3 separate regions of the Homo sapiens genome follow, and all the other regions are linked to region 1. A link is a loop called in an ENCODE intact Hi-C map of the cell type or tissue named here. Cell type or tissue: heart right ventricle. All regions are shown on one strand.

Region 1 (8,000 bases):
TTGGAATCTGACAGCGGTTGTATGGGGCAAGGGAAAGTGGAAGTGATAGCTGCCTTTGGGAAGAGGAAAAGGAAGAGTAAGGGCAAAAAACAGAAACAAAAATCCCCCAGAAAACCCTCCTGTCTCTTTTTGGGTTCCATAGACCTTGGGAGGATCCCACGGAATGGGAGCAACATAATACTTTTCCACTGAGCCTCACAAAAGGTGGCAGAGACCTGAGGGCTCCTTGGAAAAGACAGGTGACACTACATCTGGGTGATGCAAAGGCAGAAGTCAAGCTCCTGCGGCAGGCGGGAGGTGGGGGTCCCCTGATTCAGGACCCTCCCTGGCAGAACTTGCCTCTGAGGCCCTTGAGACCACTGGCCTCTGCTTAGCGACTCCGCATAGTACGATCCGGAGCCCACCGAGCTTTGAAGCTGGAAGTTTCCCGCTCCCGCATCCCGCGTGCTGCTGCGCCTCTCCACCAACACACACGCGCGCGCAAACAGCACACGCACGAACACACCCCTCCCGCACGCCTCCAACAGCACCCATGCGTGCACAGAGACGCCTCCTCGCTCACCAACCACCTGCAACCCTCAGGGAAATAACGCCGAAGGTGAACGGCGCACCTTCGGGCTGAATGAGGATGCCAGGAATGCCGCTCTGGTTTCCAGGCGTACGGGAGGACACGCCGCCGGGCCTCTCTGGAGTTATTCCCTCGGCTGAGTGGGGGCCAACGAGGGCAGCGCGGCAAACCTCACACCTGGCGGCTGGCTGTGGGCTCCACGCTCCCTTAGGGAATAACCTCTTCTCTTACTCCTACCCCGAATGCTCCAAGGCTCTGCAGCGGCTCGGACCCTGCAGAGCTTCCTCCATCACCATTTGTAGCTAAAGAATCCCGAGGCGGTGCGTCCCAGAGGCATAGCCTCTGGCCCAACCTGGCGTGGGTAGAGAGGAGGTCACTCTTGGGTAAACACCTTAAATGGGAGTTTTGGCAACAAGCTGTTCACTAGAGGGGCTGTGGCTGCCGCAAAATCCCCGACTTTCCTTCAGTGTGCCTTGGGACTCCGTGCATTTCCTTCAGTGTGCCTTGGGACTCCGTGCACTGCTCGCGTGTCTCCTGGCCTCCCTTTACTTCTCCTCGACCCTTCACTTCTTCCACCGTTCCTTCTTTTACTTTTTTTCTTTGAGCGTGTCGGACTCCCAGTCAATAGGTATACAGCAGCAATCCCTCACCCTCCTCACCTCAACCCTGCCTACGTTTTAGGGATAGGGTGAAGACTGCGGGCACTGCTGTGTATCCATGACGGGGAGCCGAGCCTGGCATGCTGATCCAGAGACCCCAGAGATGAGAAGCGGCATCCCGCGACAGCAGTCGGAAGTTGGAGGCTATAGGGCCTGGGGCTCCAAGTCAGCGCAGCAGTAACCGGGGTGGGGGAGGCCAGGCCACGAAGTGGGGCCGGCTGCGCAGCAGCGGCCTTAACTCCTCGGCCACCTGCATGTCTCCGTCATTCACCCACAGCCTGGCAGGGGTAGGGCTGTTTCCAACATTTTTTTTTGGTGGGGTAGGTTGTGGGGTGTGCAGAGGAGGGAGTGGCTAAGCTGGGAGAGGGGCAGAGAAACGGATTTGGGTGGGGAAGTGAGCCTGGGGATGGACAGAGATACCACAGTCAAAGCCCAGGCGAAGGGAGTGACCACAACAGAGACAGAGGCACAGGGACAAAGAAGAGCGCGGTTGCCCAAAGCCCGAGTCCAAGAGACCCTGAGTCGGAGGCAGGCCGCCCGCAGGAGAAGAGGAGGTTCGGAACCGCAGACCTGGGGCCTCAGGAATCCCCAGGGCCTTAATGGGCCACGGAAGTCTTCGACGGCCAGTGTCAGGCAGAGCCGAGGGGACGTATGGGCGGGGGTGGAGTGGGTCACAGCTTGGCCTGTCCATCTTGGTGCCCGCGCAGAAGTCCACAGTGGCAGAAACACTCTGGGAGCCACAGGTCTCTTAGGACCCTGAGGGAGGGTGCTACCAGCTCTAGTCCAGTCGGGACCAAGAGAGTCAGGCGTGCTTGTCCCGCCCTGGCCGCCTGAGGCCGGAGCCATACATAGTCTGCACAGATCCGAGACACCCGGTCCCGAGTGATCTGGAAACGAGTGTGCTCTCACTGCGTTCAAACAAGACGAGGACATTTACAAGGTGCGAGTCCCCAACCCCCAGCTACTGGCAGGGGCTGCGCAGCGGCACCGCCCAGGCTCTCTCTCCAGGCGGCCGACTCATTTCTGCGGAGAGCACGCTTCTCGAAGAGGGTTGTAGACGCGCTCTTCCAGCATTTAATTTGCCACCCCACAAGATTGAGTTAAGTTTTAGTTAAAATACACTCATTTTATTAAAAATAGGCGGCCCAATACCACGCCGTACCCCAGCCTCTCCGAGGGCGCAAGAGAATAGAGAGTTTTCAGATTAATTGGAGGCAAATATTTTACCTTCTAACATTTAAAAATAATCTAGGCGCGTCTGCACCGGTGTGGCTCACGCGACCCCTACGCGCGAGGTCAGTCGGGCTGGTCCAGCGCAGACAGCGGCCGGGACTCACTCACCCAGTGCGCGCCTCTCCTGCCTTTCGCTGCGCGCGCCCAAAGCTAGAAAGAAGAAGGTGACGCGGGAGGCGGGTCGGGTCTCCGGGTCCAGCGAATTCGCGATCTATCCGGTTTCGGCGCCTGAGCCGAGGTCTCAGAAAGAACCCGTTAATTCTAGCCATCCTGGATCTGGGTAGGGAGGGTGCGCGGCTCCCAAGCCCAGTCTGGATGCCTAGTGCGGTGTGCTTCGGTCTCCCCGTCTGCCCTCCGGGGAGGTTTCTCACCCGGTGGCCCTGGGCCGCTTCACTGTGGCGCTTCCACTTTTGGCTACCGGCCTTCCTCCGCCCAGGACCTTCCGGCCCAGGGAGCAGCCGACGGGCACCCCCGAACGCTGGGGCACGGAATTTCAACGGGGCGACCAGAGCGGAGCTCGCGGCTCGAGGCTCGCGGCTGAGTACGAAGACGGGACCCGAGGACCTGTACATCGCTCGAGGGGAACCTGTCCTGGGCTCTGGTGCACACATAGTATGCGTTCTGGGCTGGCTTGGGTTGGGCCAGGTAGGGGAGACCTGGCTGGGTACGAGGCGCCGTCCAAGCCTTCCGGCCGTGGGCCGGGCGGTCGCGGCGCCTTTGCGCACAGTGGCCACTTGGGGTCGCACTTTATGCCTGTTTGAGCCTCTCCGCGGCGGGCTGACGCCGGGATCTGCTTAATCGTTACAAAACGTTCAAACAAAAACAGGGCCGGCTCCCCAGCAGTGGAGAGCTACTCGGAGCACCGTCCCGGGCCGGCCTCGGCCCCGAGGCTCCGGGGGCTCAGGATTCCGTGCGTGTGGCGGGGAAGAGGAATTCAGAGCCTTTGGGCTGCTGCTTTTCCCGTCGCCTTCACTGTGAACATTGTGCGGTGGGGTGAACGCGGGGAGCGGCGGGGCCAGTGGAGTCGAACCTCAGGGCTCTGCGACTGCACCCGCCAGGAGGGGCCCTCGCTTGGCCTGAGAAAGGTCCCCTGAGGTTAAGAGTTGGGTCTGAACACAACTCTCGGAGCCTCGAGCCCGCCCTCCCCAACATACAAATACGCGCAGATCTCCAGAAACAGGAACGCACGACACACACGGCCAGAAGCCGCGAGGACACACAGAGCGTCGCCCACTGGGCGGGGGCCGCTTGGGAACAAAGGGCCCAGGAGGCGTTGTCCCGGCGCTCATTCTGAGCCTCCTTGGGGGTGACACGGGATGGGGGTGGGGTGCAAAGGGAACTGAGGGAGGAGAGTGCGCGAGGAGGGGAAAGCGGTGATTTGGCCTAGAGGTGGGGCGCGCACTCCAGGCGAGCGTGCGTGGGCCGGGACCTGCAGGGTACGGGGGTGGGCCCAGGCTGGCCGTCCCACTCCGCTCCAGCGCTCCGCCAGGCCTCCGCCGCTCCGGGGCCGCTCGGGCCGCCAGTCAGCTGACGCGGGGGGCGGGGGAGCTGTCAGGCGCGCCCCGCCCTGCGCCGCTGGGCCGCGGAGGCCGTGCAGCTATTGGCCCGCGCACCGGGCCGCCCGGGCCCCCGCACCCCAGTGACATCAGGAGGCGATAAAAGGCTGCGGCGCCGCCGGATCCAGCACAGCTGCACCGCCGAGCTGCGAGCGGCTGCGAGCGAGAGAGCGTAAGAGCAAGAGAGCTAGAGAGCGAGCAACGGGCACTCGCCCCACGCCTCCCCTCAGCCCCACCGCGCGCTCCGCTTGCCTCTCCACCCCGCCCGACTCTACCCGGCCCGGTCCCTGCGCGGGCACAGCCCAGAGCTCTGGGGCGGTGCAGGCAGCCTCGGGACTCTCCGGCGCGCCGCCGCGTCCCCAGACAAAGGCTTGGCCGGCGGCCCCGGCCCGCTGCGCCCTCGCTCCCCGCCTCCCCAGCTCTTCTCCGCTCTTCCCCCCCGCGCTTGGCTCGGCGCGCTCCGGCCGGCCGCAAAGTTTCCCGGGCGGCAGCGGCGGCTGCGCCTCGCTTCAGCGATGGCCGCGGAGCTGAGCATGGGGCCAGAGCTGCCCACCAGCCCGCTGGCCATGGAGTATGTCAACGACTTCGACCTGCTCAAGTTCGACGTGAAGAAGGAGCCACTGGGGCGCGCGGAGCGTCCGGGCAGGCCCTGCACACGCCTGCAGCCAGCCGGCTCGGTGTCCTCCACACCGCTCAGCACTCCGTGTAGCTCCGTGCCCTCGTCGCCCAGCTTCAGCCCGACCGAACAGAAGACACACCTCGAGGATCTGTACTGGATGGCGAGCAACTACCAGCAGATGAACCCCGAGGCGCTCAACCTGACGCCCGAGGACGCGGTGGAAGCGCTCATCGGCTCGCACCCAGTGCCACAGCCGCTGCAAAGCTTCGACAGCTTTCGCGGCGCTCACCACCACCACCATCACCACCACCCTCACCCGCACCACGCGTACCCGGGCGCCGGCGTGGCCCACGACGAGCTGGGCCCGCACGCTCACCCGCACCATCACCATCATCACCAAGCGTCGCCGCCGCCGTCCAGCGCCGCTAGCCCGGCGCAACAGCTGCCCACTAGCCACCCCGGGCCCGGGCCGCACGCGACGGCCTCGGCGACGGCGGCGGGCGGCAACGGCAGCGTGGAGGACCGCTTCTCCGACGACCAGCTCGTGTCCATGTCCGTGCGCGAGCTGAACCGCCACCTGCGGGGCTTCACCAAGGACGAGGTGATCCGCCTGAAGCAGAAGCGGCGGACCCTGAAGAACCGGGGCTACGCCCAGTCTTGCAGGTATAAACGCGTCCAGCAGAAGCACCACCTGGAGAATGAGAAGACGCAGCTCATTCAGCAGGTGGAGCAGCTTAAGCAGGAGGTGTCCCGGCTGGCCCGCGAGAGAGACGCCTACAAGGTCAAGTGCGAGAAACTCGCCAACTCCGGCTTCAGGGAGGCGGGCTCCACCAGCGACAGCCCCTCCTCTCCCGAGTTCTTTCTGTGAGTCGTGGCCGGTCCTGGCCCCCGCCCTTGCCCCGGCCCGGACTCCCTGTCCCACGTCCCTAGTCCCAGACTACCCCGGACCCTGTCCCTGCCGCGGCCCCAGCCTTGACCTGTTTGACTTGAGCGAGAGGGAGGAAGGGCGCGCGGGCCGCGGGCGACGGGCGGGTGCGCGGGCGGGCAGGGGACCTTGGCTAAGGCGAGAGTAGCGCACGCCAGCGCCGCCTCCTAGACTCGAGCAGAGCCGGAGAGAGAGACGAGAGGGTGGGAGGTCCCGGAGTAACTTCTCTCCAGGCTGAAGGGCGGCGAGGCATAGTCCCGAGAAGTCACCAAGGCCATCTGGAGACTCCTGGCTTTCTGAACTTTGCGCGTTAAGCCGGGACAGCTGCTTTGCTGCCCGGAGAGTAGTCCGCGCCAGGAAGAGAGCAACGAGGAAAGGAGAGGGACTCTGGCGTCCCGGCAGGCGAGAGGCGAGGCTGAGCGAAAGAAGGAAGGACAGACGGACCTGTCTGTCAGAGTTCGGAGAACACTGGCTCTCAGCCCTGAGACACAGGCCTCAGTTAGGACGCTCGGCGCCCAAATCTCATCAGTTTTATTGCCTGCTCGATTATATAGAAAAATACAAAAAATCTGCATTAAAAATATTAATCCTGCATGCTGGACATGTATGGTAATAATTTCTATTTTGTACCATTTTCTTGTTTAACTTTAGCATGTTGTTGATCATGGATCATACTCCCCTTGTTTCTTTGGGTGAGAAGGGATCGCAGTTTGGAAACTCCGGCGGCTGCGTGCGGGGTTTCAGTCCCAGCTGTAGGCTTGTAAATACCCGCCCCGCCAAACCGCATAGAGAACGTGGCAGCAAGCTGAGGGTCTTTGTTTGGGTTTATTATTACGGTATTTTTGTTTGTAAGTTAAAAAGAAAAAAAAAAAGAAAAAGTTCCGGGCATTTTGCATCAGAAAACAACTTTGTCTTGGGGCACACTTGGAAGTTGCATGTTTTCTTTCCTTCCCTTATCCCCATTCGGTCCTCTTTTTCCTCTCTCGCTTTAGTTTTCAACCTTGTTGGTGCTGAGAGAGAGAACCGAGAGGTCCCAGTACAAGGGCAGGGCAGGGCAGGGAAGCTGCCAAGCTCCGCACCCCAGAGGAGTGTTCTGGACTACAGCCTTGTCTTATGGTCAAATTGATACCCTTAATAAGAAAGGAAAGGAAAGGAAAACAGATCCTCCCCTCTGCTTTTTATTGTAACCAGAATCACCCTGAGGTCCCTTCTGAACCCTCTGGGCCTGCGCTAATTGTAGGAGCCACAGCGCTCCTAGGGTGAGAGGCTTAGCCATCCCTGACCCTGGCAGTGCACTGGTAAGCAGACACTGCACTGAACCAACTGCTATGCTCAGAATGTACCAGAAACCCAAACATTGGCAAGTAATTTTGCAACTTTCAAGTGCGTTCTTTAGACCAATGCATTGCGTTTCTTTCCCTGCTTTTGAGATAGTAGGAAGAGTTCTTGGTGGTGTCCCCCCCCTTCAATTCTTCAGTTGTATAGTAGTTATAGGGAAGATATGGGTGTTTTTCTTTATTATTACTTTTTTTTTTCTGCAGGTCAGTAAAAGGATTTAAGTTGCACTGACAAAAATACCAAAATAAAAGTGTATTTTTAAGTTCCCATTTGAAATTGCTGGCGCTGCTGGCCGGATGCATTTTTGAGTTTGTATTAGTTGATAAATTAACAGTAATAACAAGATTGTATGAACCGCATGGTGCTTGCAGTTTTAAATATTGTGGATATTTGTCCTGCATCAGAAACGAGCTTTGGTTTTTACAGATTCAACTGTGTTGAAATCAAACCTGCCGCAACAGAAATTGTTTTTATTTCATGTAAAATAAGGGATCAATTTCAAACCCTGCTTATGATATGAAAATATTAAAACCTAGTCTATTGTAGTTTTATTCAGACTGGTTTCTGTTTTTTGGTTATTAAAATGGTTTCCTATTTTGCTTATTAAAACCATGGAAATGGTGTTTATTTAGAGGACTCTGCGTTCGCATGATTTTGACTTTCTTCTCTTGCTTCCTCAAGAGTCGCATCAACTTTGGGTTACTCTCACCCCATGGCCAATGGAATAGCAAACCAAGCCCTAGCAAATCCCTTCCTTGAGTGTCTGAGTGTGTGTGTACATGAGCCTCAAATGTGTTCTCTGCTTCCCACCCTAGGTACAGACCCTGGTCAAGAGAGCTGGATTATGAGCTGAGAGGGCGCAGGTCCAAACAGCCTTGGAGTCCCTGGGTGTGGGGCACACGCCACTTTTTCAGTGCTTTCAGGCTTGGCCACCAGAACTGACTTGCTAGTCTGTCTGCTCTGAAATAGTGATTGATGGAGACTAGGAAGCCAAGAGCTGCCACCTTGATGGGGAAGCTGGGTCTTTTTGGCGCTCTGGCCCAGCTGACCCGGGCCTTTGCCTTCCTGCCTGGGGTGCAAGTCTCCTTTCTCCTACCCAGCA
Region 2 (8,000 bases), 1.4 Mb after region 1:
GGAAGAAAGAATTTGTCAGGGCACCCCACTCCCCAGAGGTTCCCCAGCTGGGTCCTCCTCTCTTCCCTCTGTGCTCCCACAGGCTTAGCTGGTCCTTGTCAGAGGACAGCTGCGTTTTGGTCTCTTGGAGCAATGCTTCTCCCACCTTAGCGTGCCTCAGAGTGATATGGGGAACTTGCGAAAACACACATTCCTGGGGCCCAACCCCAGAATGTCTGATTCAATGGGCCTTAGGGTAGGCCCATTTGCTTTTTTTAACATGTTCCCAGATGATACCGATGGTGCTGGTCCAGGGATCCCAGGTAGAGAACGCTATCTTAGTTACACTCCCTGGCACAGCGAGAGGTTGAATCCTCCTCAGGCGCAGCCTCAGGGCTCTGCGCAGACTCAGTGTTCAATCAACACATATCGATTTTACCAAATGGAAGCAGTGAAGGGTGGATTGTTGATTGACTCTGGGATCCCATGAACAACTGGCTCCTTTACGTCCAGGCCTATTAAGTTAATAGGAAACTCAAGGGCGCAGGCAGCGTAGATGTGGAGGGGAGGCAAGGCTTGACATCTACAGCACTGAACTCCAGAGAATCTCCTTTCAAACTGCCAGAAATCATAAACATGATAATAGCAGCAACCACTTATTAATCCCCTGCCCTGTGCCAGGCCCTGTGCTGAGCTCTTCTTTGTGCAACCAACACAACAGGGCTACCAAGTCGGGACTGTGTGAATCCCTATTTTACACATAAAGACTCCAACAGACAAGCAGATCTCAACCCAATGCCTCATGAAGCACCAGGCATCAGGCCATATTCATTTGTCTTCAGAGCCTGCAAGCTTCATCATCACACTGAGCACACTGAGCCCTCTCCAGAGAGACAGAGAAACTTGGAGGTCGGAAGTAGCTACGCTTTAGAGAATGGCAGTATCTGCCTAGGAAGAGAATTGAGTCAGTGGAATAAACAGTCTGATTCCTAAACTGTGGTGTAGCACTGACCAGGTGCATGAACTTGGGCCTCCTTCAGCACCTTTGCCCTCTGAACTGTGAAATGGGAATAATAATTCCTAACTGTTGGGATGTTGTTGGATTAAATGAGAACATAAACCGAAATGCCTGATACAGTACCTGACCCTTAGGAGTGGTCCAATAAGGACCCCCTTAAAGCAGGCTCCTTTCTCTTCCTGTAAATATTTTGGAGTGACAACTCAGAGCCAAATTTAGCAATTTTTCCTGACAACCTTGGGGCTGGGGAGGAGGAGAGGATGGAGAGGCAGATACGGCAACCTACCATGCTGCAGGGCAAACAAGTTGCTGCAGTCCAAACAAGTCCTAGATCAGCAGAAGCAGGCAAGAACCTGGCTTTATAAGAACTCACAGGCCCCACAATCACATGCCAAATCCACTCAGAGGACCCAGTGTCAGGAACCGTGTCAGTGGAAAGGGGTGGGGTGGCTGTCCCTGAAATCCCTATTCAGGGAGTGGCCATGTCTCCTTTGCACACCCAAGGACAGAAGCTGTACCTAGAAGAGGCCACACTAAGCTCAGCAACTCAATTTGCTAAGGACCTCACCCTCCAGAATCCTGTAGCCTGGGTCTCCTTAGACCACCCAGAGGAAAAGGACTTGGGAGGCCCCATGTAGCCTAACAGGCAAGCCAACACAGTAGAGGCTGGTGGGAGACGCTGCTAGGTCTAGAATCACAGTCTAGCACTCACTAGCAATAACCTTCACTTCTGTGAAGGAACAGCAAAAATGGTACCTAACTTCAAGATTGCTGTAGGATGCACATTGAGCCTTTAGCAGAAGTGCTTATCACAGAGCAAGCTCTTATAAAATTAGCTCCTATTATCCTTGTTATCCTTGTTGTTATTGTTGTGTCCACACCTGTGAGGACATAGATAAGATTAAAAAATAACTGAGTCTTAGTTTTCTCACTTATACAATGAATATGTTAATAGAACATATCCCCATAACATTGTCACAACATTTAAATAATGTATGTCAAGCACCTAGCACACAGTAAGCACTCAATAAATGTTAAACATGATTTCTAGCTGGAGGCACAGATGACACCACAGTTAGGATGATCAGCTGTTCTGATTTGCCAGGGACTTTCCAGTTTTAGCCCTGAAAAGTTCCATGTCCTGGAAACCCCTCAGTCCCAGGCAAACCAGAACAGTTGGTCACCCTGCAACAGCCCAGCTGGCTGGGGCCTTCCCTGCTCCCCCAGGCAGTGCAGGGAACATTTCTGGCCCACATCAACTTGCCCCTGGAAGCTAAGCCAGGCACTGGGCTGCCCTCAGGGTATACGTGGCCCCAGGATTCCAGAGCCAGTGTTCTCAGGACGAAGTGTTCCAGCAAGGCTCAGAGAAGCTCAGAGACAGAATCCACGCCCACATCCAGGATCCTGGAATGAGAGCTCCTCGACAGGACGCAGACAGGCAGAGCCCAGGGAAAATGGAAATTGTCTCTGAGGGTCCTGCTGGACTCAGAGAAGGGAGAGAACCGTGTTCCCCCACGATGAATAATGCAGGGAGAGGAAGCAAGGGGCAGAGTAGTTGCCATTGGGCCCCCAGTTCCTCACCAGCCAGGCTGCTGCTGAGCAGGAAGCCTCCCGGCTGAGCCTGGGAAGCAGTTATCACTGGTGGGTGATTAAGTTACTAATCCTTCAGAGAGAAGACATTTAGAGGCCCATATTAAAGCAGTGCGAAGCAAAATCACATTCCGTTTCAATTTAGTTTAGCAATTCCCATGATTTAGTTAAATGAAAAGCAATTGTTCCAATTAATAGTATTGAATGTTATTCATCAAAAGTGTCAAAACAGCTCTGTGGCTGCATTAGTAACCCATTCTCTTGTCAGAGATATGGATAATTCCCCAGGACAGAATGGGGAAATGGTAGGGTTCGGGGGTTTTGGTGAAAGGTCAAAGTCAGAGGGAGTATTTACATGCACATGTGTAGGCTCATGTACATGCAACCTGTGTGCATGGATAGGTGCATATGTGAGCACATGTATCTTATATGCATACAGATCCAAACTGTACCCAAGTGTATATATTTGTATGAAGTTAAAGTGCATATGCCAATGTGCCTGAGTAGCTGTGCACAGGTGTGTGTGTGTGTGTGTGCACCTGTGTGTTCCTGGTGCACATATACAAGTATGTATATGTGCACATGTATGTATATGTGCAAATATGTGTAAGTGCCTTGTGTGCCTATACGTACATGTGTGCATATGTGAATTTATGTCCATGCACATGCACGTATTTAGATAGTTATACATTCGGGTATGGTGGTATGTGTACACAAATTATCCTGAAGACATGTTGCTATCCAAGGGGATGCAATGTGAGCATACACAGGTATGCATATTTTGGGGTGCCTTCATACATATTGTAAATATATCTGTATGTATCAGGGCAAGAGGTGTAGGGAGTTTGCTGCCTCGATGGATTAAGAGCTGAGCCATCAATTTCCATCCTTATGTCATAGTGAGTGATTTGGCTTGTCACTGGGACATTGCCATTCAAATTTAGCTCTTATGATCCAGAAACTTTTTCTGTCATGTGAACTGCTGCATTCTCAGGACCCAAAAGAGAGCCTGGCACAGAGGAAGTTTCAATGACATATACTGATAGAATAGATTAATGGATGGATGGAAAATAGATGGATTGATAAATGGATGAATGGGGAAGGATGGGCAGATGGATGGAAAAGGATGGAGGGATACATGGCAGGGTAGATAAATGAGTAGCTGGGTAGGTGGGTGGCTGGGTGGGTGAGTTGATGGAAGGATGGATGGATGAGGGGCTAGATGGATGGAGGGGATGGATGGATGGGAGAATGGCTGAATAGAATAAATGGTTTGCCATAGGTCACTGGGTCTATCAGGCCTCCCAGTAGTGGGTGCATCCCAGTCTTTTTCCCTCAGGGTAAATCCTAAGCTTCTCTGGCTTTCAGACAGCTCAGCTGAACCTCAGACAGCTTCATCCGGGGCAGGCAGCAGGCTCAGAGGGCTCACAAGCTGCCAGAATCAACCAAGGCAAAATACTGCAGAGTCAAGAGCAGGAAGGGCAGGGACTGCTTTGGAGTAGCTGACAAATCTCAGCTTTGCTAGGCTAACAGGAAGCTGGCCTGGCCAGGCAGGCCCAGGAGGATACAAACCAAAAAGGCCCCTTCAGGGGCTTGTATACCCCAAGCCAGGGTTCCTGCATCTGGCTTTTGTGCTGGGGCTGCAGCTGCCAGCTCCTGACCCTATCCCCAGGCCTGTCCTTCTCTGTCACTGTTCTTCCTGCTCCTTGCATCTTCCACAGCAGGGGGAAGCCACGTGCCCATCCCCATCCAGACGCAGATGCGGCTCATCACAGTTCCATCACCCCAGACTAGGATGATACAGGGAATCTACGGATAGCTTCCCATCACTGCTGTCCTTGCTTCCCAGACTCCCCTGGGTGTTGGTTCTCTCTGGAGCTGACCAGACCCTGGAGGGGGCCCCAAGACCCCAAGCGGGTCAGTTTTTGTGGCTGTCAGTCCTCCCACCATCCTTTTGAGCATTGACAGGGTTTTGCCTGGCCCACCTGCTGTCGGGGCCTGCCCCCTAGTGGCTGACTCTGCCCCATACACTGCCCTACCCCAGGGCACCAGCTCTGAGCCTGGTGGCCCCCTCAGCCAGCCTCAGCCAAGAAAGGAGCGCTGAGTCTTTGCAAAAGCTCCACCATGGCCCCATTTCTCCCTTTTCAGCCATGGACACGGTGGGGCCAGATCTCTCCACACGCACACAGTACTGGCTTCCCTGAGTCTGCATTGCCCCCAGTCTGTCTGCAAGTGTCCATCCATCCGGATGGTGATTAAGCACGAACAGGAAGAGTTAGGATGTGATCCCTGAACCCAGGAGGCTCATAAAGACAATAGCTGGGACAATAGCAAGAGGCACTGGGCGTCCTGTCTATTTTGGGGAGGCCCCAAGCATGGCTGGCCAAAACCAAGGGCATCCTGAGGCTCATTAATCTGTGTGGGAGTTATGAAGACAGGATAGAGGGTCCAGGAGGCCTTCCGCCAGTCGTTTCCTCCCAGCCCACCGGCTCTGCTCCATACTCCACACGCGGAGCCCCTGGCCCCAGCCTCCAGAGACCCAGCCTTGCCAGCTCTCTGCGGTAGACCCAGCTCCCTTCCTCTCCTTTCAAAGACTTGTACTGAGAGATTAGAGGCCCTGGCCTTTCTGGGATCCACTCTTTGTTTTCTCCCTGAGGGAGGCAAAGGAAGAAGTAAAACACTATCAGCCTCATCCAGGCTGAGGCAATGGAGAAACTGCCTTGAAATATCCTTCTGGTGCTCTGTTCCCACGGCCTGGCCTCCTTGGAGCCCAGGAGTAGCAAAAGGTTAATTGCTAGGGTGTTGGGCCCAAGCAGTCGGCTGGAGGAGCCAGAAAGCCAACTGTTAAATATGCAGTTGTTACATATGCCTCTCTCCTTTCCCTTCTCCCTCTATCCTTCTCTCCCAATCACTAAACGGTTGCTAGCTTGAAATCAGACATGATGTAAGCAAATGCCTCTCTCTCTTCCCTTCTCCCTCTATCCTTCTCTCCCAATTGCTAAACAGTTGCTAGCTTGAAATCAGACATAGTGTAAGTATTTACACCACAGAAACTGGCAAACACTGTAAAACAAACCAGTACCATCAAGGCAGTCGTGAAGCCCCACTTTCCTGGTCCCAGGATGAAAGTCAGACACCCAATTGACTTGGTTGGAAACCATCACTTGTGACAGTTTTAGGGCCACAGAGGCTGGAGTACACACCAGCATATTGTTCCCAGCACCCTAACCTTATTCCACCTGCCCTTGCAGTCTCTGACCCTGGATGGTACTAGGACATGAGATCAGTCTGAAGAGTCAGGAGACCTGGATTCTACCGCAGATGCTGCCCCTGTCACTTTACCTCACTGATTCTTTATTTTTCAACAGGAAAATGGAGCAGTAATAACCCACTGTAGGACTCAAACTTCATTGGGTTGTTGTGAGAATTGAATAGACTATTGCACGTGAAGCACTTAGCACATTGAGAGTATTGTGGGACCTGGTTGATAGTAACTATTCGATAAAAGTCAGCTGTTGTCACCATTATTGTTATTAACATTACTTTCCTCATGAGTGTTTTAAGGCTAAAATAAAATAATAGCTATAAAAACATCTGCATGATTTTTTGTCTTTAAAATGTTTCCAGTAATGTAAACCAAAAGTGGCCTGGATGTCTCCTTCAACTTTTCCTATGCCCAGGTTCATCTAAGCACAATGCTTGGCCAATGAATGGCAGGTGACCAACCATACAGCTTAGACATTTTAGGAACTATGACATTTCTAACACGATAAAGGAGTCCTGGTCCTTTGCTTGTTCACCTAGGGTATATATCTTATTGTAAATTGTTGCGAACCTAATTTTTGGAGCTGAGGTGTGGTATCTACTCAAATCCTCAGAGAAACGATGGCTTTACCAGCACCTTCTCTGGAGTCATGTCAAAAGCGAACCACAAGGTCAGAAAAGCTGAGTCATGTTTTCCCCAGGAAAGACCACCTCTGACCCTTGGGTGAATGGAGCATCTCATCATTGCTCTTCAACCATGCAGAAACACCTCATGCAAGTTCAGAGGCACCAAAGACTATCACCAGCTCTGTCCTTGTCTCATATCTGCTCCAGCAGACCCTGTGTTTGGGGGACCCAGCAGGGTAGAGGGTGGTGAGCTAAGGAGAAGAGATTAAATAATGCAAGAGATTCTCCTGGGTTCAAACCCATGTTTGTGCAGCCGTGAGCAAATGCTTTCATTTCGTTGAGCCTCAGTTTTCTTATCTGTAATATAAGGATAATTATTCTGACCTCAAAATGCTATAGAGTAAGTCCATGTGGCAATGTAGATGAGAAATCCTGGTACACAATTACTACTCAGAAGCTGCTTGTTTTCAGTCTACCTTATCACTATGCAGAGTTTTTTGTGTAAGGGCCCAAAAATAATGGTACTAGCTACAGTTATTTACTGCTTATTGCCCCAGCAGAGGCCTGGTCCCAAGGCGGCAAAAGTTCACCTCTCAGCTACTCATTTAGGCCTATTGCTGTGGTACACATAGGACCTTTATTTTAGGGATCATTCATAAATCCAGCTTTCCAGCAGGGTAACAGATAGGTAACATTAGCTAACAGTAGCTGATCCACACAAGAACAAGATGCTTTGAACAAGAAGACGAAGACTCCAAAACCTCAAATCTTTGGACAAGACCAAAATCATAAAAAGCTTTACATCATCAGTACTTGAGGAGAAAGAGACCAATTGAAGCCCCAATTCCTCCCAGATTTATGTATCTGTTTGAACATGTGTGCATGTAGGCCTGTGACCTGTGTGTATACACATGTATGTGCATGGGCACAGTTATAAATGCAAGTTTGCACCTGTGGCTTCTTATGAAAGTACATGTTCTGTGTACTTCCTGGGCATGTGTATATACAAGGGAACAGGTACATGTACATGTGTGTACACATGCATGTGCATTTTTATGTGTAGACCTGAGTGTTTGTGTATCTGTGCTGGTGCATGCAAGTGTGGGGTTACATTTACAAATGAGTGAAATGGTAGCTGCGTGTTCCTATGTGTGCCTCTCTGGCTGCAGACAATGTACAGATGGCTGCAGGCGAATGAATGTGTCAGTGTGTACATATGCACGTGGGTGCATTTTTAAGAACAGATAGTACAAATAAACAGCATAAACAAGATGGTTGGGAGGAGGTGGGGTTTTAAATACTTAGGAAGACAAACAACCCCATAAGGACTTTGGAAGCACTCATTATGTACAAATAATGTATATGCTAATTACAAATTACTCTTTTCTGCTCATTAAAGCAGAACTGCTGCACTTTATTAGTTCAGTTCTGGTTACTCTACACACTTGAAAGTAATAAAAATGACTCTGGGGTCAGGAAGACACATGCATAGGGCAAAGGGAGCCACTCAGGCAATGTGAAT
Region 3 (8,000 bases), 530 kb after region 1:
TGTGGTCCCGAAACTTTTTCTGGCCTTTTAGCCAATGATATTTATTTTAATAATAGCTCAGAGACCAAGAGGCCTCTCCTTTTCCCTCTTCATGAACAAATTGTGAAGAACTCCCCTATTTCTTATTCACATCTCTGGAATATGTGTGTGGTGGTTGCAGAAGAATATTTCCTGCTGAAGGTGGATCTGAAACACTGAGAAGCTGCCTGCAGCTCTCTGAAGCAACCTCATGCAGGAGAACAATCAGACTATTTCTGTCTGGCTTTTAGGGCCACAAGAAAAGAAGTAGAAAGAAATAGATGATGACTCACTGAAAGACAGACTTCTCTAATATGAAGAGTACTCTGATTTTTTTTTGGTAATCTAGCTGGAGCTAAGGATTCTGTGATCCTGTTTTGGTGCCCTTATCAATGCGTGTAAACTGCCGTAGGTGTAGGGTTAGAAGATGGCTTCACAAGTCACACATTTGGTAAACCCACTATAAATGCAATTGAAGTAGTTTTAAGTTTCTGGAGGCTGGGGATATTCAGACATAGGTCTGAAGACTGCTTGTTAATGATGTTCTAGAAAAGACTGAAAACCCTGAGGGGTGTATGGACTGTTTTATTTACTCAACTTGTCATCAAATGTTCATTAATTCTACTACATGCAATGCTCTGTGTTGGATATTGCACTGGTTTAAAGATCTACCTTAAATGTTCGTAATTTTATTATTCTATTCATTTTGGTATGGATGGGAAAGGAGAATGATCAAACAGAAGTAGGAGTCAGTCACATCTTTCATGATGCTGAAAATAAAGTCTCATGAAGTCGTAGATAACAAGAACAACAGTAATAATTGCCATATGGCCCAGGCGTGTATATGCATCATATGATTTAATCTTTCAACAGAACTTTGCAGTAAATATAGTAACTGTTATTCTTCATGTAAGAAAATTGAGGCTCAGAGACATCGGATAAATGCCCCAAGATCCAGTGCTAGTATCATCTGGAGCAAGTATTCTACCCAACATATATACATACGTACCAAGTTAGCATGTGACCTTTTGGCTAGAGACTTGCAGAATGATGGAAATGGAAATACAGCAATTACTGACAGCATATTTATTTGAAGGCAAGTGAAATTCCCTCCCAATATAAGTTAGCAGCAAGGTATTCATTTTATAAATAGAGATTTGCAAAGTCTCATCTGGGATGAGCTTAGTGATAAGTCAGTTGGCACTGGGGGCTTGCAAGATGTTACTTATGGCAAATTGGTTCAAGCACAAAAAGTTGTTCTTAACACTGTCTTTTTGTTGGTGACTTAAGAAGCAGCTAGAGTTAAACGTATGTATGACATTTCAGTATATTAGGAATTTTTGGAAGCAACAGGGAAGTATACTTCAAATACAATCCCCCAGCACTAGGCCAAGCACTTTCGCGTACATCCACTGATTTAATTGCCTCAGTGGTTTCAGAGGGTTGATGTTACTAACCCCATTTTTGCAGAAGGAACATTAAAATTCAATATTTTGTTCTAGACCACAGGGATTATTAGAGCTTCTGAAGCTGGCTGTTTGATTGCAGGCTTGCAGTTTATGCCTAGCTATGCATTTATAAAATATGGTAACTCAAACTGCTTTTCTGGGTTGTACTGTGGTTCTAACCCCTCTTTTGTAATAGTGTAAATTTTATGACAAGAGATGGTCTAAATTCCAAATAAGAAATCTTGAAGGATGAAGACTTCTGGTATATGGCTAGAACCAACTTTGTTTTTGACCAAAGAGATTCAAACACCAACCCAGTGGACAGGAATGTCACCATTCATCACTCTACACTAAACCATTTGTCAGGGCATCTATGGAGGGAGCCCTGGGAACCACTGAGTAGTAATGGTATGTAGACCATCAGGCTGAGCTTTGTATACCAGGATATGGGAGCCCTTGCCCTCACATCTGTATTCCATCCCTACAGACTCTGTCTCAGGCCTGGGTAGGGAAGGAATCTGCAGGCAATAAAGAAATGAAAGCCCTAGATTAGCTCTGGTTCCATGCCATGCTCTTCTCCAGGGGTGGTATTGAGTAGCAACTCCTGGGCCACACATGCAGGAGAGAAACTGATGTGAAGATGTGACTCTTTTGGCTGTGGCTGCCTAAGCAAAGCATCCCTGTTAGGTATGTGACATGCTTTCCACATTCCATTTTCTTCTAATGATTGAGCTCTGCTGGAAGAATAGGATTTGGGTTCTCATTGTAGTGTCTGCTTCCTCAGAAAGCCTGAGATGCTACAGTTCCCCAGTGAGGCTACACATGGAAAAGAGATTAGGCTGGGCACAGCTTTAGGGCAAGGCCACATCAGGACTCTGGCCTTGACTGTAAATGTCTCTGCACTCATCTCTCTGCCTTTGGCTTCCATAGTCAGTCCTCACTCCCCAAGCACCCCCATTCAGAAGCAATATTTTAAAACAGCAAAATCAATGAACTTCAAAACCTCATGGACAGCAAAAGCAAAACAGGGCTCAAAAATCTAAGGAGACCAGACATTTGAGAAAAAAAATTTCAAAGCACAAAGCCAGCTCAATCTCATTTGTAATGGGTCACAGTTTATTAGGAAGCCAATATGAAACCACAAGCAGGGACTAGCCCTGTCCTACTTTAAATGGACTTTCCATTTCCTTTGTAATGGTCAAAATGCAACTTGGTTAAAATGGACTTGTTTGTGAAATTTCTCCTTTCACAATTAAAAAAAGCAGTAAAGTATTTTACACATTTTAGTTTAAGTATTCAACCTTAAATACTTGTTTCTTTTGCTTTACATTAATTTATTATCAGTATTAAATACATTTATTGTTTTAAATTTATTGCTGTTACTTTATTAGTAGTAGTATAAATAATAGTGCTAGTAGTGGTAGGTGCATGTTCTAGTTTGGGCCCAAATCCCTATCTGATTTCATATACATACACACCCACACACACACACACACACACACACACACACACACACACACACATATTCTAGCCCAGCTCACTGTGATATATTTGGGAGATAAAGAATCTGCTGATTCAGAGTCACCTATCTCAGCCTCCTTACCCTTAGGTCCTACCCTAATCCCATTTTAAAAAAAATAAAAAACTAATATGTACACAGGGAAAATAAATAAAATAATATAATATGGGGTAAAAAGCAAAAGTTTGTGTCATTCCCTCAGTTTTTATTCCACTTAGGTAACTGTTTTTTATCATTTTCTCACATATTATTACATATTAAGTACTTATCCACTCTAGCATATGTAGACAAATGTTTCTCATTATGATCATTTGGATAATTTATTCACACACACACACACACACAGAGAGAGAGAGAGAGGTTATTTTGCATCTTGCCTTTCTCTCTTCTGAACACTATATTTTGAAGAACTTTATCAATCCATATGCATGTTTTATTTTTAAAATATCTTCCTAGTATTTAATTACAAAGATGTACCTTAACTTATTTAACCAGTATGCTATTGATGGAAACTTAGGTAGCTTCCTTTTTAAAAAAATAAATTAGAAATTATGAGACCATAAAAATATATCTTTATTATTATTATTTTGCTTGTGCAAATAAATATATAGAATAATTTCTGCTTTTCTTAAAAAAGTAGGCTATGAGCGATCTTTGCATCCCAGATGAAAGACTGTCTAGATCCTTCTTAATGTAGCGGACAAGGACAGTAGCAACAGAAATATGTACATGCACTGAAGAGGAAAACGCCAAGAAAGCAACTGATTCTAAAAGAGGGGTCAAGGACTATACACAGAAAGGAGCAGGAGAAAAGGCCGAGGGAAAATTTGCTTCAGTTCTGTTCTGTTCATAATAGCTTTAAGGCCCCCATGGCCGCCCAGCCCTGGGTACCTCACTATGCCTCAGGCTCCTGGAGACCTCCTCTATCTTCCCGGGGTTGGATAGAAGAGGCTTGAGTAGGGGAAGCCTTGAGCTCCCCCTAGAGGCTGGAGAGCATACGCTAGGCCAGAAAATACACATCATAGCAAATTAAAGGACATGTTTCAAAGAAAAAATACGCCAGTATAGAACAGCTGGTCACATGCATGCCTCTTCCCCTGGTGTCTTAATTCATGTGCATACATTTTCCATAACTGCATTGATGGCCTAGCTTCAATTTTGTATTCAGCTTCCCCCACCCCCTTAATACTACACAGCAAATGTTTTTCCATGTGGCTACATAATCTTTCTAATTACCATTTTAATGACTTTATAATACTCCTTCCAGTTCACATATTGTAATTTATTTAACCACTCCCTATTGGTGGACATTTTAGATTGTTTCCAGACTTTTAATAATATAGAAGGTGGTCCATATAATATCTGCTGTTTTCCCCTTTTTAAATGGTTTCTTAGATTAAATAGTGTGTCACAGGGTAGGGATGATATCATAGCTCTTAATACTCTTTGATCTTCTGATTCCACAAGCAGGAATGCTTCTGATAAGGTACCAAGATACTAATTTGGGTATCTGTTTATTGTTATTATTGTTTTTGTTATTCTTGTTATTGTTTTACTTCTGCAAGTGTCATAATGTAACCTACATTACGCCTTAAGTACATTATACATGAGCCTTTCACATTCTACTAATTCTTCTCTACTTTCCACACAGCCAAACTCATACATTTAGCCATTGGTTGATCATTTTTTCATTTATCTTTTGAGAACCTAACATTTATCAGGAATTTGCTCTAGAATCTTGTTTCCTTGGTAACATTGCAATTCTTATAGAAAACAGGAACAAAGGATGAGAATGCATCATATTAGTGAGCTCATTTTGTAAAACTCAAAAAAAATACTTTGCAAAATTCTAGTTATCAAACTTAACGAAAATGTGGGTTGGAGAAAATTTGCTAGCACGCCCCAGCTCTGTGCAACACATAAGGGCTGAATAAAAAGAGAACTGAGGCTGGGCACGGTGGCTCACGCCTGTAATCCCAACACTTTGGGAGACCGAGGTGGGTGGATCACCTGAGGAAAGGAGTTCGAGATCAGCCTGGCCAACATGGTGAAACCCCGTCTCTACTAAAAATGCAAAAATTTAGTTTGGCGTGGTGGCACAAAAAAATTAGTTTGGCATGGTAGCGTGCACCTGTAGTCCAGCTACTCGAGAGACTGAAGCAGGAGAATCGCTGGAACCTGGGAGATGGAGTGAGCTGAGATCACGCCACTGCACTCCAGCCTGGGCAACAGAGTGAGACTCTGTAGCAAAATAAATAAATAAATAAATAAATAACAACTGAGAAAGAGTGTGGAGCTGGTTGAAGCAAAGCATTGTTGGGTGGGTAGGAATTTACCAGCAGATAAGGGATAACAGTGGGGTCCTAGAATCAAACCGTTTGTATTGAAATCCTAGCTCTGACCCCTTAAAAACTGTGAGGTCTTAGTAATTTATCTTTTCTCTCACCCTCCCTCTTTGCTTTCTTACCAGTTCTCTTAGGTTTGTATTCAACTTTTAAAACTCAAAGAAAATATCACCTATAAATTTATGTTCTTCAACTTCTTCAGGAAAAATAAAACTCCCCCTACCCAGTGTTCCCAATCCATTCATTGATATATCTCTATCATAGCCCTTATCACATGATCACTGGAATGCACAGTCTTTGCAGGGAAGAGGTCATGTCTTCCTCCTCTTGGTGTCTCCAGCATCTAGCATGGTACCTGCCGCATATTAAGTACTTAGAAATTTTTGTTGAATTTAATGACTTGAATTGAATGTTTAGGTAATTATAGAACATAAACAGGAAGAAATATTATGTAGCAATTAAAAGGATAATTAGGAAGACTGAGTAGCTCGGTGGGAACATGTTTATGATATGTTAGTGTTAACATGCAAAATGATACCTGCATTATAATTCTCACTGTCGGAAACTTCTCAGGCTAGATACTAAGGAGACGAAGAAAAATGTGAAAAAAAAATATTTATCTCTGAGAAGCTCCTGCTATACTGAGGGAGGCAGGTGTGTGTAAAAATGATCACAGGGTAGGGCCAATGATAGCAGTGTGCATGAAGTACTGACAAGGGAGGGAGCTGAGTTTGTCTGGGGAAGTTTGGTGAGATTGACAGGACATTCACTGTAGGCTTTGGAGATTAAGTAGTTGTTAACAGACAAGAAATCAGAGTAGGATTTTCCTTAAAATGGGAAAAATACAAGAGAATAAACATGCAATGCATTTCAGAGGAATAATTAGGCATTTCCATGGGGGCTGGTAAGAGATGAGACAAAAGCATAATGTTGAGTTATATTGCAGGTGACTTGCTAAGGTGTTTGATCTTCAACATGTAGACAGAAGGGAGTCCTCAAAGGTTTTGAAGCAGCAGAGGAGTGGCACAATGATTACATTTGTTTTTAAGACAATAAACTTGGCCGAACCAAAAGGATGGGCTAGAGTGATAAATACCAGGACAAGGACACCAGAGAGGAGGCTACAGCTACCTGCTTCAAGTGAGATATAAATTGACTTAATAGTGAAGCTGGAGCTGGAGCTGGTGGGGTGGACTTGACATATCTTCAAAGGAATATTAGATAAGACTTACTGACTTATGTGATGATGGGAGGTGAGTTGAAGAAGCAGTCTAGAGTGATGCATGGGGAAAGACAATTATTTGGAAAAAAGTGTAAAAGGAGTAGATCTCTGGGAAGAGAGATCGTGGAAATGAGGGAGTGGGCAGATGTTGGGTTTAGTTTTGGAAATGTTGAGTGCATGGTGCTAGTGGGCTTTGCATCCACAGAAGCCTGATATACAGTCAAACAAATGATTCTAGGTTCTTAGGAAAATAACTCTGGCAAGAGATGTCCACAAACTGGGGCTAAAAAATAATCCCACATCTTCAATATCCATGTAAAACAGGATGTGTGTTATAAATGAAAGTATTCTGGATGCCTGACTGCAAGTCTAGGCTTTCCTTCAGCAGATGTGAGCAAATTACTTAACCCTGTTAAGCCTCAAATTCCTCATCTGCAAATTGGGATAATAAATCTTGTCTCAGAGGGCAGTGTGAAAATCGGATGAGATAAAGCAAGAAAACACCTGCAGGAGGACCTGATACGTGTCACTTCCACCCCCACTTGCACTTTGCCCTTTCTCTCCCACAGATGATCTCAGAACAAGAGTAAAGGGCTTGAAACAGAAACCAACACAGTTGTCTTTAAAATAAGTATCAAATAGATCTCTGTCCGATGATGACTGATTTTTGTCGTGCTGGTCTACTTCCTAATGTCAGATATTAGTAAGGTTCAGGGACCAGATCTTCTCTTGAGTGGTACCTATACTATTTTCCAATTTAAGATCTCTCTGAGATGAAATACAGAGTTTCTCAATATGATCACCATCTAGGTATAATCTGTATCAACATTCCTATATAGTAGCTTTATTTCTCTCTCTTCTCTGCTGAGAGTAAGACCTTGGGTTTCTCTTGCTGATTTGAAATGAGTCATCTCTATGTATTTTCATACAATATGATGATACTAATAAAATGATAATAACTTTCATTTTGAGAACTTGCTTTATGTTAGTATTTTAGGTGCACCAGTTCTTTTAGCCTATGCAAAAAACCTTCATGATTTTATGTTTTACTCATTATGAATGATGAGGCTGGGGTTTAGAAAGGTGAAGTGACTTGTCCGCAATTGCATAGAAAGTGAGTGAAGAACCTAGGATTTGGAAAGAAACCATGGGAATCCACTGTGTAACCACTACCTCTCAATCAAGATGGCATTTTCTGACACTCAGGGAGGGAGAAGGAGTGAAAAGAGATGCAAGAAGTAAGGAAGTGTTGTATGTATATGTGTTTTAATTGCTGTTCCTCATGAATCATAAGTCACTCTTGTTTCTCTATCAAGGAAGGCAAAAGGACAAGCAAACAGAATGGAATTTATCTATGATTAAAAAATTATGACCATTTATATGCAAATGAAGTTTGGACCTATGCTTCTGGAAGACTGAAGGGGATTATGCATAGTCAGAAATTTGGG

What was found. Peaks named below come from ENCODE experiments on the same cell type or tissue, not always from the same donor. Only the 100,000 strongest peaks of a DNase experiment are listed, where the experiment ranks them.
Region 2: it touches region 1 in a loop (3.0-fold over the local background); 31 of 110 quality-filtered maps call a loop at or near these places.
Region 3: it touches region 1 in a loop (5-fold over the local background); 51 of 110 quality-filtered maps call a loop at or near these places.

Annotation. Positions count from the first base shown.
Region 1 is chr20:40,685,382-40,693,381 of GRCh38, reverse strand. MAFB (MAF bZIP transcription factor B) reads left to right here and starts at 4,146. Exons shown (of 1, transcript NM_005461.5): 1 at 4,146-7,534. The coding sequence starts at 4,532. The coding sequence ends at 5,503. RefSeq lists enhancers at 1,980-2,955, 2,956-3,933 and silencers at 3,884-4,193, 4,214-4,283. In heart right ventricle, CTCF peaks have their summits at 2,977 and 3,196 (motif pointing right); DNase peaks (open chromatin) are centred at 2,654, 3,231, 4,051 and 5,591; H3K4me3 peaks cover 5,652 bases; H3K27ac peaks cover 4,167 bases; H3K27me3 peaks cover 3,517 bases.
Region 2 is chr20:39,265,724-39,273,723 of GRCh38, reverse strand. No RefSeq gene overlaps it. Among named protein-coding and RNA genes, the nearest start is that of LINC01734, 45 kb to the right of the region's middle. RefSeq lists an enhancer at 3,844-4,344. In heart right ventricle, CTCF peaks have their summits at 4,404 and 4,603 (motif pointing left); DNase peaks (open chromatin) are centred at 2,303, 4,603 and 4,790; H3K27ac peaks cover 3,089 bases; H3K27me3 peaks cover 756 bases.
Region 3 is chr20:40,156,229-40,164,228 of GRCh38, reverse strand. No RefSeq gene overlaps it. Among named protein-coding and RNA genes, the nearest start is that of LINC01370, 160 kb to the right of the region's middle. In heart right ventricle, CTCF peaks have their summits at 3,771 and 3,972 (motif pointing left); a DNase peak (open chromatin) is centred at 3,958.